Linked DNA regions of Homo sapiens: regions 1 and 3 are each linked to region 2. Evidence: chromatin contacts called from ENCODE Hi-C or POLR2A ChIA-PET data. All regions are on one chromosome and are shown on one strand. Each heading gives the region's core, a stretch centred on a gene start or an enhancer-like site at or near the end of the contact. The rest is flanking DNA. Distances are from core to core; before and after follow the strand shown.

What was found. Hi-C counts contacts between places; a loop is a spot of excess contacts on that map. ChIA-PET counts read pairs that join two places held with the same protein, here RNA polymerase II (POLR2A). Pooled maps may share reads with other maps.
Region 1: a loop to region 2 is called in a map of CD4-positive, alpha-beta memory T cell, with 21 times the contacts of the local background. The contact joins the enhancer-like site here to the promoter of ZMYND11 in region 2. A Hi-C loop is called at or near these places in 2 of 168 maps with a recorded cell type or tissue (CD4-positive, alpha-beta memory T cell and naive thymus-derived CD4-positive, alpha-beta T cell) and 5 of 50 pooled maps. POLR2A ChIA-PET finds 5 or more read pairs at or near these places in 1 of 52 experiments (Panc1).
Region 3: a loop to region 2 is called in a pooled map, with 6 times the contacts of the local background. The contact joins the enhancer-like site here to the promoter of ZMYND11 in region 2. A Hi-C loop is called at or near these places in 2 of 37 single-sample maps with no recorded cell type and 9 of 50 pooled maps. POLR2A ChIA-PET finds 5 or more read pairs at or near these places in 1 of 52 experiments (H1).

What each region holds. Positions count from the first base shown.
Region 1 is chr10:468,898-473,596 of GRCh38, forward strand. It overlaps DIP2C (disco interacting protein 2 homolog C), which reads right to left. Exons shown (of 37, transcript NM_014974.3): 3 at 3,542-3,652. Among named protein-coding and RNA genes, the nearest start is that of DIP2C-AS2, 160 kb to the right of the region's middle. RefSeq lists an enhancer at 1,511-2,026. Within about 2 kb of position 1,539, at least 3 of the 41 ENCODE cell types and tissues checked have a DNase peak (open chromatin) inside an H3K27ac peak, as active enhancers do.
Region 2 is chr10:133,444-138,243 of GRCh38, forward strand. ZMYND11 (zinc finger MYND-type containing 11) reads left to right here and starts at 2,012. Exons shown (of 15, transcript NM_001370100.5): 1 at 2,012-2,116. RefSeq lists silencers at 1,254-2,813, 1,261-1,439.
Region 3 is chr10:449,212-453,612 of GRCh38, forward strand. The region is part of intron 3 of DIP2C (disco interacting protein 2 homolog C); the gene reads right to left. Among named protein-coding and RNA genes, the nearest start is that of DIP2C-AS2, 180 kb to the right of the region's middle. Within about 2 kb of position 1,885, at least 3 of the 41 ENCODE cell types and tissues checked have a DNase peak (open chromatin) inside an H3K27ac peak, as active enhancers do.

The sequences.
Region 1 (4,699 bases), core at 289-2,788, 330 kb after region 2:
CATAGTATCTTCTACACAGTAAGGCAAATTCTACCACCTGTAACCTATACACAGTAAGCTTGATTCCCTAAAGAGAAGGAGCTGTGGAATTGGAGACCATCATCTGTGCAGGTGCATGAGCTGACACCTTGGTGTCACCCTGGGTGCAGAATTGGAGACCATCATCTGTGCAGGTGCATAACTAGGACATCTCGGATTCACCCTGGGAGCAGAATTGGAGACCATTATCTGTGCAGGTGCATAAGCTGGACATCTCGGAGTCACTCTGGGTGCAGAATCGGAGACTATCCTCTGTGCAGGTGCATAACTAGGACATCAAGGTCACCCTGATTTCCTCTCATGTTCCTCCATATTAACCCAACCTTCAGGTCCTATTGCTATTATCTTTTGAGCATTTCTCAAATCTCACTGGTACTGATTTTTTTTTTTTTTTTTTTGAGACACAGTCTCACTCTGTCGCCGAGGCTGGAGTGCAGTGGTATGATCTCAGGTCACGGCAACCTCCACCTCCCGGGTTCAAGAGATTCTCCCACCTCAGCCTCTGGAATAGCTGGGATTACAGGCATGCACCACCATGCCTGGCTAATTTTTGTATTTTTCATAGAGATGGGGTTTCGCCATGTTGGCCACACTGGTCTTGAACTCCTGAACTCAAGTGATCTGCCCGCCTCGGCCTCCCAAAGTGCTGGGACTACAGGCATGAGCCACAGCACCCAGCCCTGACAGATATCTCTTAAGTACACATCAGTTTCAGGCATTCAGGGTTGTTTGGACTCCCCCACTTTCAGCCCATGCTCCATGCTGCTGCTAAAGTGATCTTCAAACCCTGACTGGCCCCCACTGTCCCTTCACCTAAAATATTCTAGTGGATCCCATCATCTTCAGGATCAAGTCCAAATTCCCGAGCGTGATGCACAAGATGCTATAACCCAGCCGCTCCTACCTAACTTCTTGCCGTTCCCCAAATGTGTCACACTCCCTCATCTTCCTTCAAAATATAGAAGCCAGGCAGTATTTCAGGTGCTTGGCCTACACGAATGAACAGAACAGAGATCCTGGCCTGTGTGGACCTCGTATTCTTATGGAAGAAAGTGAGAGGTGGGGAGGTGGATGGTGGAAGAATGGCTGAGTAGTGGGGTAAATGGATGAAATGTTTGATAGATGGACGGATGGTGGACGTAAATGGATGCTTGATAGGTAAGTAGATGATTGGCGAATATGTAGACAGATGCAGAGAGGTTGATAAATGGATGGATGATTGACAGGTAGGTAAATAACGAATACACAGACATGCAGATAGACAGAGTATCATGTGGTTATAATGGCGATGGAGACATGAGTCAGGATGGGGAACGGGAGAGATTGTGTGTGAAGAGGCGCCATATTTCACAATTTTACAAAAACAGGAGAAATGAACCGTGCTTCTCACGTTGGGTCTAGCTTCCCCTCCAGAGCAGAGCCTGCAGACTCTGAGCTGAAGTGTCGGTCTCCTCCACCCATCCTGCCACTCTCAGCCACCCCCTCTGCCATGTGCCTCTCTCTTCCACACCTTCCTGCCTTTGAAGAGGTGAGGTAAGGTGCACGGATGAACAGAAAACGCACCCCAAGCCAAGAGATAACCATCTCCTACTACACCCACCTCTCTCAGGCTTTTATCAAGAGAGAAGACCGTGAGACAACCACAACCCGCCATGCTTATCTCGTGGAGTAGCTGGGATTGTGAAGATGGCATGATCCGAAGGTAAACACAGGGTTTATCAACACCCCTGCAGCATCGTGGAGAGAGAGAGAATGTAGGAAACACGCAGTGGCGACTGACGCGGATCTCCTGTGTGGTAAGATGGCCGGCCAAAGATGGGCTTGCATCCTCCTGCGAGGAGCGACCCCGTGTGATCGTCAGCCATTGGACAGCCTCCCTGAACTTCAGTTTCCTCATCTATAAAATGGAAGATAGACCCCCACTGGCCTCTGTGAGAACTGAAGCCATGTGAACTCAGCCTGCGTGCATGTCTGGGTGTGTTGTGTGTTCACAGACAGGGTGTCTGCATGGCAGCACTGACACACAGTGAGGGAAGCGTTGGTCACAGGCTGACAGTACGCAGGTGCCTCCACACTCCTGAACTCGACAGGGGCCTCCGAGACACCCACATGAGTAAGAGAAGGTCTCAATATGTGTCGGGGCTTAAGACAGGTGTGAAACAACAGAGGGTGGATTTGGGAACAAATTCTCCTTCATTCCATCCGCACACATTTTCCTGGGTCACAGCCTCCTTGGAGAAGGCAGCAGGGGCGCCCAGGAGGTGGCACCAGCTTTTCATTCAGGCTCTCAGGTGTGTCCTCTTTTGCATGGGTGACACTCTCTGAGGCCATAAAATCTCCTCTCCAGAAAGAGGAGCAGAGCCAGGAGGCCAGGCAGACGGCAACTGAGGATGCAGAAGCAGCTAATCACATGAGCCTGCATGGACAGAGAGATTCATTACAGCACGACTGACACTCACAGGCTTCCTCGACCACCAGGTGAGTTCCGAGACTCACAGGCTTTCCTCGAACACCAGGTGAGTTCCGTCATCCCTTAGCCTCACTTTTTTCTTCTGACACAGAAGACAACAGTCACGACTTCACCTGCTTATCATGAAAGCTCCATGTGAGAACAATGTGAGGATGCCAGTGAAGGGCATTTGCAAAACAAAGGGATTCACGAATCGGGTCCATCACCAGCGATCGCCCCTACCCTCACCGGTGCCCTGGGAACTACAAAAGAATTCACAGGTAATTTTCTTTTAAAGAAGCAACTTTAACCTACATGTTGGAAAAACTCTCTCAGAATAATTCAAACATTAATCACAGCCTGAGTTTTTGTTGTTGTTGTTTTTGAGATGGAGTTTTGCTCTGTTGCCCAGGCTGGAGTGCAGTGGCGTGATCTCGGCTCACTGCAACCTCCGCCTCCCAGGTTCAAGCATTTCTCCTGCCTCAGCCTGATGAGTAGCTAGGACTACAGGTGCCCACCACCACGCCCGACAGCCTAAGTTTTCTGTTGCTAAATTAATGAAATTTCAGCTGGCCAAGCCCAGGTGGCACTGGCAACTCAGTCTCCAGACAACCCTGTGCAGACGGCATCATAAAACACAGATGAAAGACAGGAAACACATAACAATGTATGGTTTTCATTTCTGTTTAGAAAAGTAGACCTAGAAAACAAATCACTGATGGTAAGAAAAAGAAAAAACTATACTAGCAACCACGATTAAAAAGTTATTTAACAGTGACACCTAAAAAAGAAAAATTTGGCACGAGATTATAATCTTTTTAATTAATATGCAATTCTGAATAGTAGCCAACATGGGCTTGTAAACCACGTGAAGAGCTATTTACCGGACACTGGCGTCTCCCGAGAGGGTGTGTCCGTGCAGAAAGCTGGAGGCCCCTCGCGTGCTGCAGGTCCACGCCCACTGCACTTCTGCCTCGCCCAGTGGCTGGGCACAGGCACCGTCCTGGCACAGGTGGCAGATGGACGTATTGTATCACCCCACCCCGTGCTTACCTGACCGATAGCGCTCATCTCGTGACCCTGAAGACCGTCGGCGGTGGTAGCGAGAGGCGGAGGAAGGAGTGACAGGAGCCCGGCGTTCTTGCGGCAAAGCTTGGTCCACCCCTGGATTTCAATAAAAACAGCAGAGTGAGGTGTGACTGTACTCAGCGGAGTCAGCAGACTCTAACAAATCATGCCCTCCATCCCCACAGCAAAGCCAGAGCTACCCACGGGACTGGGCATGGCGGCGCCTCAGAGCCCACAGACAGGAGGGCCAGGACTGAGGAGGAAGCTCTCCCACCGCCAGGGAGACCCCTCCTGGCTAGACGCCGCCACGGTCCCTTTCACAGCACAAAGGTCCACTGACAGGCAGGGAGAGACACAAACTCAGCCACAGGTGGCAACTGAATTCCTGGGAGTCAGGATTAGAGCAACAGGGCCCAAGACATAGACTCAAGTTATGACCTTTTAATGTAATAAATATACAGAATGAGCTGTATAAGCTCTTAAGAAAATTTAAAAGTATATTTGTTATTAAAGTAATTGTTAAAATAAATCTTAGATAATAATTTAACAATATAATTCAGGTAACCAGGACATACCATGAACGTCCAGCTTTGCTCATTCCAGATTACTCTCTGGAAACTTACTCCATTGGATGCCAAGTGTTTTAACAGATTATGTTCGACTATGAATCACAATTACTTGGTGAATAACAAAAAACATTAATGCGGTCAGATAAAAACGGTTTAATGGTATTGGTCAAAACATTGATGTGAATCCACCTGTCACATATTGATTACATTCAGGCAATAACAGGGTGGCAAGGAACACAACTAGACAAAACTAAGCCCCCAAAGGAAGGACATCATCATCACAGTTCCACGAAGAACTACTCTGACACCACGGGAACAATATCACCCCACAGTTCCATGAACAGCTCTGATACCACAGAAAGGACATCATCCTATGTCATCCCCACAGTTCCGTGAACGGCTCTGATACCACAGAAAGGACGTCATCCTATGTCATCCCCACAGTTCTGTGAACGGCTCTGATATCACAGAAAGGACGTCACCCCCACAGCTCCGTGAACGGCTCTGATACCACAGGAAGGACGTCATCCTATGTCATCCCCACAGTTCTGTGAACGGCTCTGATACCACAGAA
Region 2 (4,800 bases), core at 762-3,261:
AAGTTATCTAACTTACATTAGGTTGAATGAGAGATGGTATCTGCGTATAAAATTTTAAATGATCCCTACAAAGTATAACTGGGAAAAAAATGTGGAGTTATGCTGCCACTTCTTTCCTAAAAGGTAAGCTTCCTTTTATTGATACGATGTTGTCTTACTCGAGTGCCTTCTCTAAAATACACAGAACCATGCAGTCCTCTATTTTACAGATGAAGTAACAGACTGTTTAAAAAGGTGACTCACTGAAAGCTCTTCATTGTTGGAATTCCTGGCCCAACATTCAAACCAGGCATGGCTTGCTTTTCTTCTGACACGTTTTAACCCCTCTACTAAATTTTTAGCGATATATATTTACTCTTAAAATGAATTACAATTATTCTGTGATGTTCTTTGAGATAATCAAAAACTCTCTGGGATGTATCAGATTGAGGGCTGTGAATAGCATGAAAGATTGTGTTTATTTGACTAGTGTATATCACAGACCTATTCAAGTACCACCCATTTCTAAATTCTAACAGTCTTAGAAACCAGCTGTAGAAGCAGATTGATATATTTTATCAGAATCCCCAAATTCCTACAACCGTCTCTTCCTAATGACTTTTCAGGTGGGGACACGTGCCAAGACGGCCAATAGATACCTGAAACCCGGGGTAGTGCTGAACCTTACTTACACTACGTTTTCTCCTATACACACCTGCCTATAATAAAGTTTAATTTAGAAGTCAGGCACAATGAGAGATTAACAACACTAATAATAAACCAGAACAATTATAACACTATACTGTAGTAAAAGTTATGAGAATGCGGTCTCCCTGAAAACACCTTGCTGTCCTGTACTCACCGAATTTCAGAGCAGAGGACTCTGACTGACAGGTGTTCCCCGACTCCCAGTGGCGAAAGGTCCTCAGGGAAAACAGGTGAACGCTATCAAAGTATGCTTATCTCCGAACCTTTCTTAAACCAGAGTCTTAAGGGATCGTCTCTGATTAGGTCTAGAATTCCTCTCCATAGAAGATAACCTACTTCTCGCGCAAATCTGCAGTGTTCTTGCAGGGCTGCTGATGGGTGGTCCTGTTCTTTTCGCGGTCCTGTTTGCGCAGAGATGAAACGGGGAACTTAGCGTATCCCTACCGCTCTTTTTGATGACAGGAGTAAAGGGCTGTTCAGACTACCTAAACAATGTTGTTAAGAGAAGCACTCGTACTTCTCAGACTTCGCTGTTCCGGACCCCGCGAGCCAGGGGCAGGCACCGGGTCCACCCGGGGCTGAGCTGCGGCGGCGCCTGACAATGCCCCCTCGCGCCCCGGCCTCGGCGCCCGCTCCCGGCTCCAGCGCGCCTGCACGTACGTAGCCTTCACGTGTGTGTGGATACGGAGTGCATGTGTGGAGACAGAGGAATATGCTCCAACAAATTTCGGATAGAGGCGCCGAAGACAGGACGTGGGGAAGGTAGGAGCCGCGTGCACGGCTCCGGCCCCGGGCGGGAGGCGGCCGCGAGCCGGGCCGGCCGCGCGCAAGTCCGGCGCCAGCCGCTAGAGCCCCCAGTGCGCGGCCCGGCCGCGGGGCGCCTCGACCCGACACAATAAACTCCGAGGGCGGGCGGGCCGAGGGGCCGGTGGGGCCGAGCGGCCGCCCCGCGCGCATCGCCATGTGAGCGGCTGCCGCGGCTTCGCGGGGACCCAACTTTCCCGGGCGGCGGCGCCCAACTTCCCGCCGCCCGCTCCGGCCCCGCAGGCCCGCGGCGCCAGGGGAAGACGCGAGTAAGTGCGGGCGGCGGTGCCCTCCCGGCCCTCACCCCGCACGCGGCGACCCGGCCGCCTAGCCTCCCTCGCTCAGGCGCGACCGCGGCGTTCTCTGAGGTGGAGTATTACAAACATGGCGCCCCTCGAGCCCGGAGCCCTTCGCGCGGAGCCGGCGGCGGGGTCCGGGCGGGGGGGAGCCGGGGAGGAGGGAGGAGGCCGGCAGGGAGGAGGAGGAGGCGGCCTGAGCGTCCCCCCCGCCCCCCGCGCCCGTCGCCGGCTCAGGCCCGAGAGGCGCCGGGCGGCGGGAAGGAGGCGGCACCGGAGGGGAGGGCCGGGCGCGGCGGCGGCGGCGGTGGAGGAGCCGGAGCATAATGGTGGGGAAAGCTCGGCGGCGGGGCGGCGGGGCGGGCGGGGGCGTCCGTGGAGATGGCGCGGCCCGCGCGGTGGAGCCTGCCTGGCCGCGGCCTCTGGGGCGGCGGCGGCACCAGTGGGTGCTGACGGTCGCTCGCCCGCTCGCGAAGAGCTCCGAGCTGCCGGGGAGCTTTGTGGATGGCGGGGCGGGCCGGGCCGGCGGGGCCTGCGAGGGCGGCGGCGGGGCCTGCGGAGGCTGCCGGCCCGCGCCCACTCGCCTTGGGCGGCCGCGGAAGAGGCCCCGGGATGAGGCCCCGGAGGACCGCGCGGGGCCTGCTCGGGCCGGGAAGCCGCGGAGTCGCGTGAGCACCGCCCGCCGGGCCCTGTGCCCCGCTTTCGGTCAGGCCTCCTGGGCCCGTGCGCAGTCCGGGCCGGCGGGGAACGCGGCTCCGGGCGTGTGGCGGGCGGAGAGGAAGCGTTTGTCGGCGCGGCACGTCGTGTGCTAGCCCGGGAGCGGCGGGCAGGGCTGGCCCCGAGGCCCGGGGCGGAGATTCGTCGGTCCCCCGGGGCTGTGAGCGACCCCGGCAGCGAGGCCGCCGCCTCAACAGGTCCTCGCGGACCTCCGGGACAGTCCTGTGGGGTCCGCCGCCCTCCTCCCACCCAGAGCTCCGGGGAGAAGCTGCTGAGGACGCGGCTGGGACGAGGGGGGGCGCCGGGACCCGGACTTTCACTTGCAGTCTCTCCTCGCGCTTTTCTCCCGAGCCGGGAGGAGGAGGAGCTGGCGATGTGTGCGCCGTGCCCGGTGTCTTTTGCAGAGTGACCGCCGTACCTGTTTTATTCGTGTGTACCAGTGCTCGTTGTGCAGTGCGGTGTCCTATGCGGTGGGTACGCAGTACCGGGGATTATATATGGTGTGTACTCTGTGTCATATGCAGTGTGCTCGAAGTACCCGGTGTCGTACCGGCTATCATACACGGTGTGTACATGTATCTTCCTCGCTTAGGCTGTGCACTCAGCCCCCGGTATTGTGTGCAGTAGGTGCCTGGTACCCTGCTGCCATATGAGCTGTGCGTGTGGTACTCCATGTTATATACGAGTGTATGTAGTATCTGGATAGTATTGAATATATTTACCTTACCTGTTGTCACATACAGTGTGTATGTAGTACCTGGTGTCATATATGCGGTGTGTATAGTACCAGGTGTCATATACTGTGTGCACACAGTACTTGGGGTCATATATGGTGTGTACATAGTATCCTTTCACACTGTGTATGCAGCACCCAGTGTCATATACAGCCCTTACGCGGTTCCCGGTATTTTGTGCAGTATGTGCACGGTACCGTGCTGCCATATGCGGTGTGTATGCAGTATTCAATGTCATATACGTTAGGTATATAGTATCTGGTGTCATATACAGTGTATATACACTACCTGGTGTTATCTATGTTTTGTATATATATCTGGTGGCATGTACAGTATGTATACATTACATAGTGTTATATATGGTGTGTAGGTAGTACCCAATGTCATATGCCATGCATATATGGTACCCAATGTCATATGCACCATGCATGCACTATCCTTGTCACATAAGCTGTACTCAGTGTCAGATGCAGTGTGTACCTAGTACCGAGTGTCATATGTACTGTGTACACAGTACCCACTGTCATATTCAGGGTATCTAGTACCCTGGGTCATATACAGTGTGTACATGGTATCTGGTGTCAAGAATGTGAGCCTGGAGGAGATACCCAGGTGGCCCATTCAGGACCCTGCTGGTAGGAGGGAGTGGTGCAGGTTGGGTTTTTAGGGAGGTCTAGAGCCCTTGGTCCTCCTCACTTAGGTGTTCTGCATCCCACAGTAAGCTGAGTCATATGGAGGCAAGAACATTCTTAAAAATAATTTAATCTGTTTGTCCAAAAGCAGAAAGTAAATGTTTACTTGTTTTCCTGTAAACTGAGAAATATAGTAATTTTAGCTTAGTAATTATGGTGTGCACAACGTTTTCAGATTTTTGAGGTTGATTTTAATTAATGGTTGGATGTTATCAGGGAGATAGTGTTGGTTGTACTTTGAAAGTTGAAAAGTTAGAGTGCTTTCTGGTAGGCAGGGTCATCTTTGTAGTTTTTCTGAATGTCTTTTTACAAGCAGGAGAAAAAATATGAATGTCTGTAGAGGCATTTAATTTGCCTTGTCTTTGACTAACTGGCACAGGTTACATTATAGTTGTTATTTTTGGTTGACTCATCTTTATAAGATGACCAGGCTAGAGAATCAGAGATCAGAGGATATGGGATGTGATTATGACAGAATCAAAATATTTGTCTTGCTTGACTCTGTTACTTAAAGGATTTCTGTATTTCACATGGTGCTTTTCCCCCATAGAGATTGCTCATATGAAAACCAACTCTTCCTTTTACAGTCTCTAAATTGGACAATTTATTTTTGCAATTACCATTTGTGAGGTGTTTAAATAAATGTACATGTACGAGCTTCCAGCTTCACAAAAAGAAATCAATTAAAATGTTAAAATTTAGTTCTTTCATTCATACTGAATACCATTCTGTTGGCGTTTTTTTTTTTTTTTTTGAGATGGAGTCTTGCTCTGTCGCTCAGGCTGGAGTGCAGTGGTGTGATCTCGGCTTACTGCAACCCCTGCCTCCCAGGCTTAAGCGATTCTCATGCCTCAGCCTCCCGGGTAGCTC
Region 3 (4,401 bases), core at 635-3,134, 320 kb after region 2:
ACTCACCCCCGTCGATACTCAGCGGCATCCTTTACCACTTAAGGGACTTTCAAGCTCATCTTGTGTAACAAAAGTCGACTTCTCCACCTCCCCATACAAAGGCAAGATGTTATTTAGGCAAACAAAATTAACGATCAAGTAAAGAAATGCTTACAATTTTCTCTTCTGAGAAAATTTGTTTTTAGTGACTGCGGCTATCAAGGCACACACTTGCATATTATACATAATACTGCTTGTGGCCAAAGTCACGGTACTTTCCTACTCTTAAATAATTTATCAAGAGTCCTGAAAAGTGAGTATCTTAAAGAGAAAAGTGGTATGTGGCTTACTCCAGGCTAAGGAGTGAGTAAGGCAGCCTATTCTTGTGAAATATGTGATTTTTCTACAGGAAGGGGAATATCACACTCTGGGGACTGTGGTGGGGTCGGGGGAGGGGGGAGGGATAGCAGTGGGAGATATACCTAATGATAGATGACACGTTGGTGGGTGCAGCGCACCAGCATGGCACATGTATACATATGTAACTAACCTGCACAATGTGCACATGTACCCTAAAACTTAAAGTATAATTAAAAAAAAAAAAAAAAGAAGTAAACACATTCAGTTACCTAATTCCATGAAGAAAATATTAATAAACTATTAATAAAAACACATACACACACACAACTACAGTCATGTGCCAAATAAAGATGTTTCAGTCAACAACAACAAAAAAAAAAAAAAAAGAAAATCTGAGAACAAGATATCATTGTGAGATTGTTATCTCCAGGAAGGAGTGAAATGGGTGCTGGGAAATTGAGGGAGCCTTGGAACAGGAATCTCACCATCTCGAATGGGGAATCCAGCAAATGGGAAAACAGTCGCTCTGATTCACGGACGTTTCTGAAAGCTTCACGTCCACTCCATGTTGCATTTGAATGACTTTTCTCCTTGTGATGTGGACCCGACACAAGAGAGGTCCCACGTAGACATTCGGCATTTGTCAGGGTCTGGCACCGTGGCTCACTTCCACAGATTTAACATGTTTATGTATAAATTACAATGGTCCCGTGTTGCATTTGAATGACTTTTCTTCTTGTGATGTGGACCCGACACAAGAGAGGTCCCACGTAGACATTTGGCACTTGTCAGGATCTGGCACCTTGACTCACTTCTACAGATTTAAGATGTTTACGTATCAATTACAATGGCTCAACTGTATAAAAGCTGGTATCAGTTATGGATCAATTCCCTTATTTCTCTCTTGGGCCACACTTCCTGCTTCTGCAGAACATATCACTTGGCTGCAACACACAATGTTGACATTGAAAATAAAAAAGACTGTATAAAAATGATGCAGAGAATTCTTCTGAAAGGCCACTGGGACACACACTTTGTTGGTGATCAGCTGTCTACTAGCAGCAGCAAGAGAGACAGAGCTCCACGCATGAGCAGCCACAGCACCTGGGTCTGTGACCCACACCAAGACCCCCAGGGTGACGACAGGCCAACCAACAGCCTTGGAAAGTACACTTCCTTCCCAGAAGAGCTTCCCAAGAGAAAACAGAAACACTGATAATTGCAGGCATTTCCATGACTGGTCTGGAACAATGAAACCACTCACCTCCAACAAGGAACACATCTTGTTTCAACTGAGGCAACTAAAAAGACGAAGGAAATAGCACAAAAGCCAGGTTGGTTCTGTCACTTACACACACACAGACATGTACAGGTCTGTATGTGCGTACATGTATGTATATGTCCATATGTGTGGGTATAAAATATACTGTCTATGCCTCAATAACGGCATCGTCTAAATTCAGCCTGTGAGTTCCTCAGGGCCAGGGAGGGAGTCTCAAAGCCCATCTCTGCAGCACCGGGCTGTGCTCCCCAGCCCCTGCCTGTGGGCGGTGACTGGTGAAGCAACAAACCCTCCCAGCCCTGTTCCTTCTACACCACATCCGGAACAGGCGTACGTACACCTGGTATAGAAAGCTCCCACAGCCTGAACAGATCATTCGATTCTAAGTCAGGTTAACCTAATCTCTGCAGTGCAGTCCTACAAACAGATTTTCAAAAAGTTACCAAACCACCACCTCAAACCTCAACACTTTGTCTACTTGGAAAGAGGACGTGGGACTGGGATTTACTCGGCCACCAAAACACTCACAGGGTATTATCCTATCGCCCTTCAGTGCCCAGAATAATCATGTGGTCTCTCGCAGTAAAAACAAAACCACAACCACCGCAACCCAGCTTTTCTTCAAGTTGTAGGGAGTTTTACAGCCTCTTTCTATGTGGTCTTTCTTTTTGCCCCAAACTGGATATTCTTTTTACTTTCTCCTTATTTCCTGACTATAATTTAATCAATGTAATTAAAGTGCTTGTGTTAGAAGCAATTTTACTTAAAAAGAATTGAAAGAACTACATCAAAATATTAACAGTAGCCATTTCAGGATGACAAGATGACAACGTATTGTTTTTTGTTCATTCTCTTCAACATTTGCGAAGTTTTCTGCCTTGAGTGTAACCACTTTTGCCATCAGAGGTTACATATAGTGCTTGATGGAATGAGGCCATAGAGCACACACACCACCCTCTAACACAAAGCAATCATGTGGGGAAGGATGGAGACACAGGAAAGGTACATCTTGAAGAAATGCGGGTTTTTTTCCATAAAGGCAAAAGACATTTTAAGAAATGTTTGCACCATACACAAGTCTGCTACATTTGGTCAAAAAACTGAGAAAACAGTAACAGAAGAATACTTCTGCCCACAAGGAGACCAGCACACCCAGCTCAGGGCGACACAAGGAGACCAGCACACCCAGCTCGGGGCGACTCCAGACGAGGACAGAGAGTGGTTTCCTCACAGCTGACCCACAGGATCGGGTAACACGAGCAGGAGGGAAGCATGGGGACCACAAAGATGTCAGACTGTGGACTGCACAGCAGAAGACAGCAACACAAACCAGTGGAGTCACTAAAAACAATTGCAAAAAGATGTCTACATTCTGCTTTAACCGGAAATCAGTGGCACAGTGACACTTCAAAACATCCATAAACAGCACCCTGAAGATTCCGTCAGACTCTACATGGAACAATGTTAAGGCAAATAATGATAACGGGATAGCGCTAAGGGGTCTTCTCAGTGCAGACCCTTAGAGCGCGCACTAACCCCATCATCAAAACACGGCAAACACGTGGAAAAAGGACAACCTGCCCAGGGGTGAAGAGCAGCTTCTGAAGCACGCAGTGTAATTATGAGTGACTAAAGTGAGTCAGAATCTACCTCCATGTGCTAAGTTGTTGCTGTGTTTAATAATCCCAGTCCAACTCAAAATATCCAAGCCAGAAAGGAGCATCCGGCCACTAACATCTACAATAGCGATTAAATGGACAGCGCTTTGTCGAAAGACCTTTCACAACGTGACACCTAGAGGGAAGCGAAGCAACCAAGCCACGATGGCCCCCTGGTTCCTCTCGCTGCTCCTCCTGGGTCCTCAGCACAGCCGGGTGGCTCTGCTGGTGCCCTCCTGCAGAGAAAACACCACACACCGCTACTGAGGAGGTCTCTTATGACATCCAGCTTAAAAGGCCGCATGTCCACTGGCCAGTGGCCCAAATCCCACAGGTGAGGCGAGAGAAGAGGGATAGACTTGACCACAGGGCACGGGGCAGGATGGACCCATCTCCCTTGAGAGCCAACGCCAGCGGATCACCGGGAGGCCTGGCCAGTCTGAGGCCCCAGTGCGAGGAAGGGGGCAGTGTTGGATTAACACACAGTGCTGGAAAGGGTATGAGCTGAGAACAAAGACGTTTACAGAGCTCTGCATAAAACCCAGATCACTGTGAGAAGAGCTCATAAGATGAAGAACTTTTAGGAAAATATAACATGGGTAAACAGGTTGCTACAAAACAAATATTCCCTTGAAAACACAATATCCTTTTCATAAAATGAGCTGATAAATGAAATCTAGCAGCTGTGCAGCATCAGAAATCCATTACAGCATCTGATCAAGCGTCCTCCAAAGCCTTAATTACAAATGCCCTGAATACAGTTTTACCCGGCCACATGAATGAGACACCAGATGAGAGGCCGTGGAATGGAAACAATGAGAAACAGAAATCTCTCGGGTGAAGGTACCAGGCAGGATTGCAGCGGAGTCAACAGACATGTGTGCAAACATCACGAGAGTAACAAGATTTGCTGGTCATGCTGGACATACAGTGTCAAAGACTCCAGCAAATGCCTGAAATACAAATGCTTAAAACGATAGGAGAAAATAATCTGGAGGCTCAGCAGTCAGGACAGAGGGCAGTGATTGTCTAGTATTTTTAAGTATCTTTGAGGAAGAGCACTGAAAGTGGTCAAGGATACTTCCACTTAGGGAGAGGCTAGGAAGTGACGGCTTAAAATTT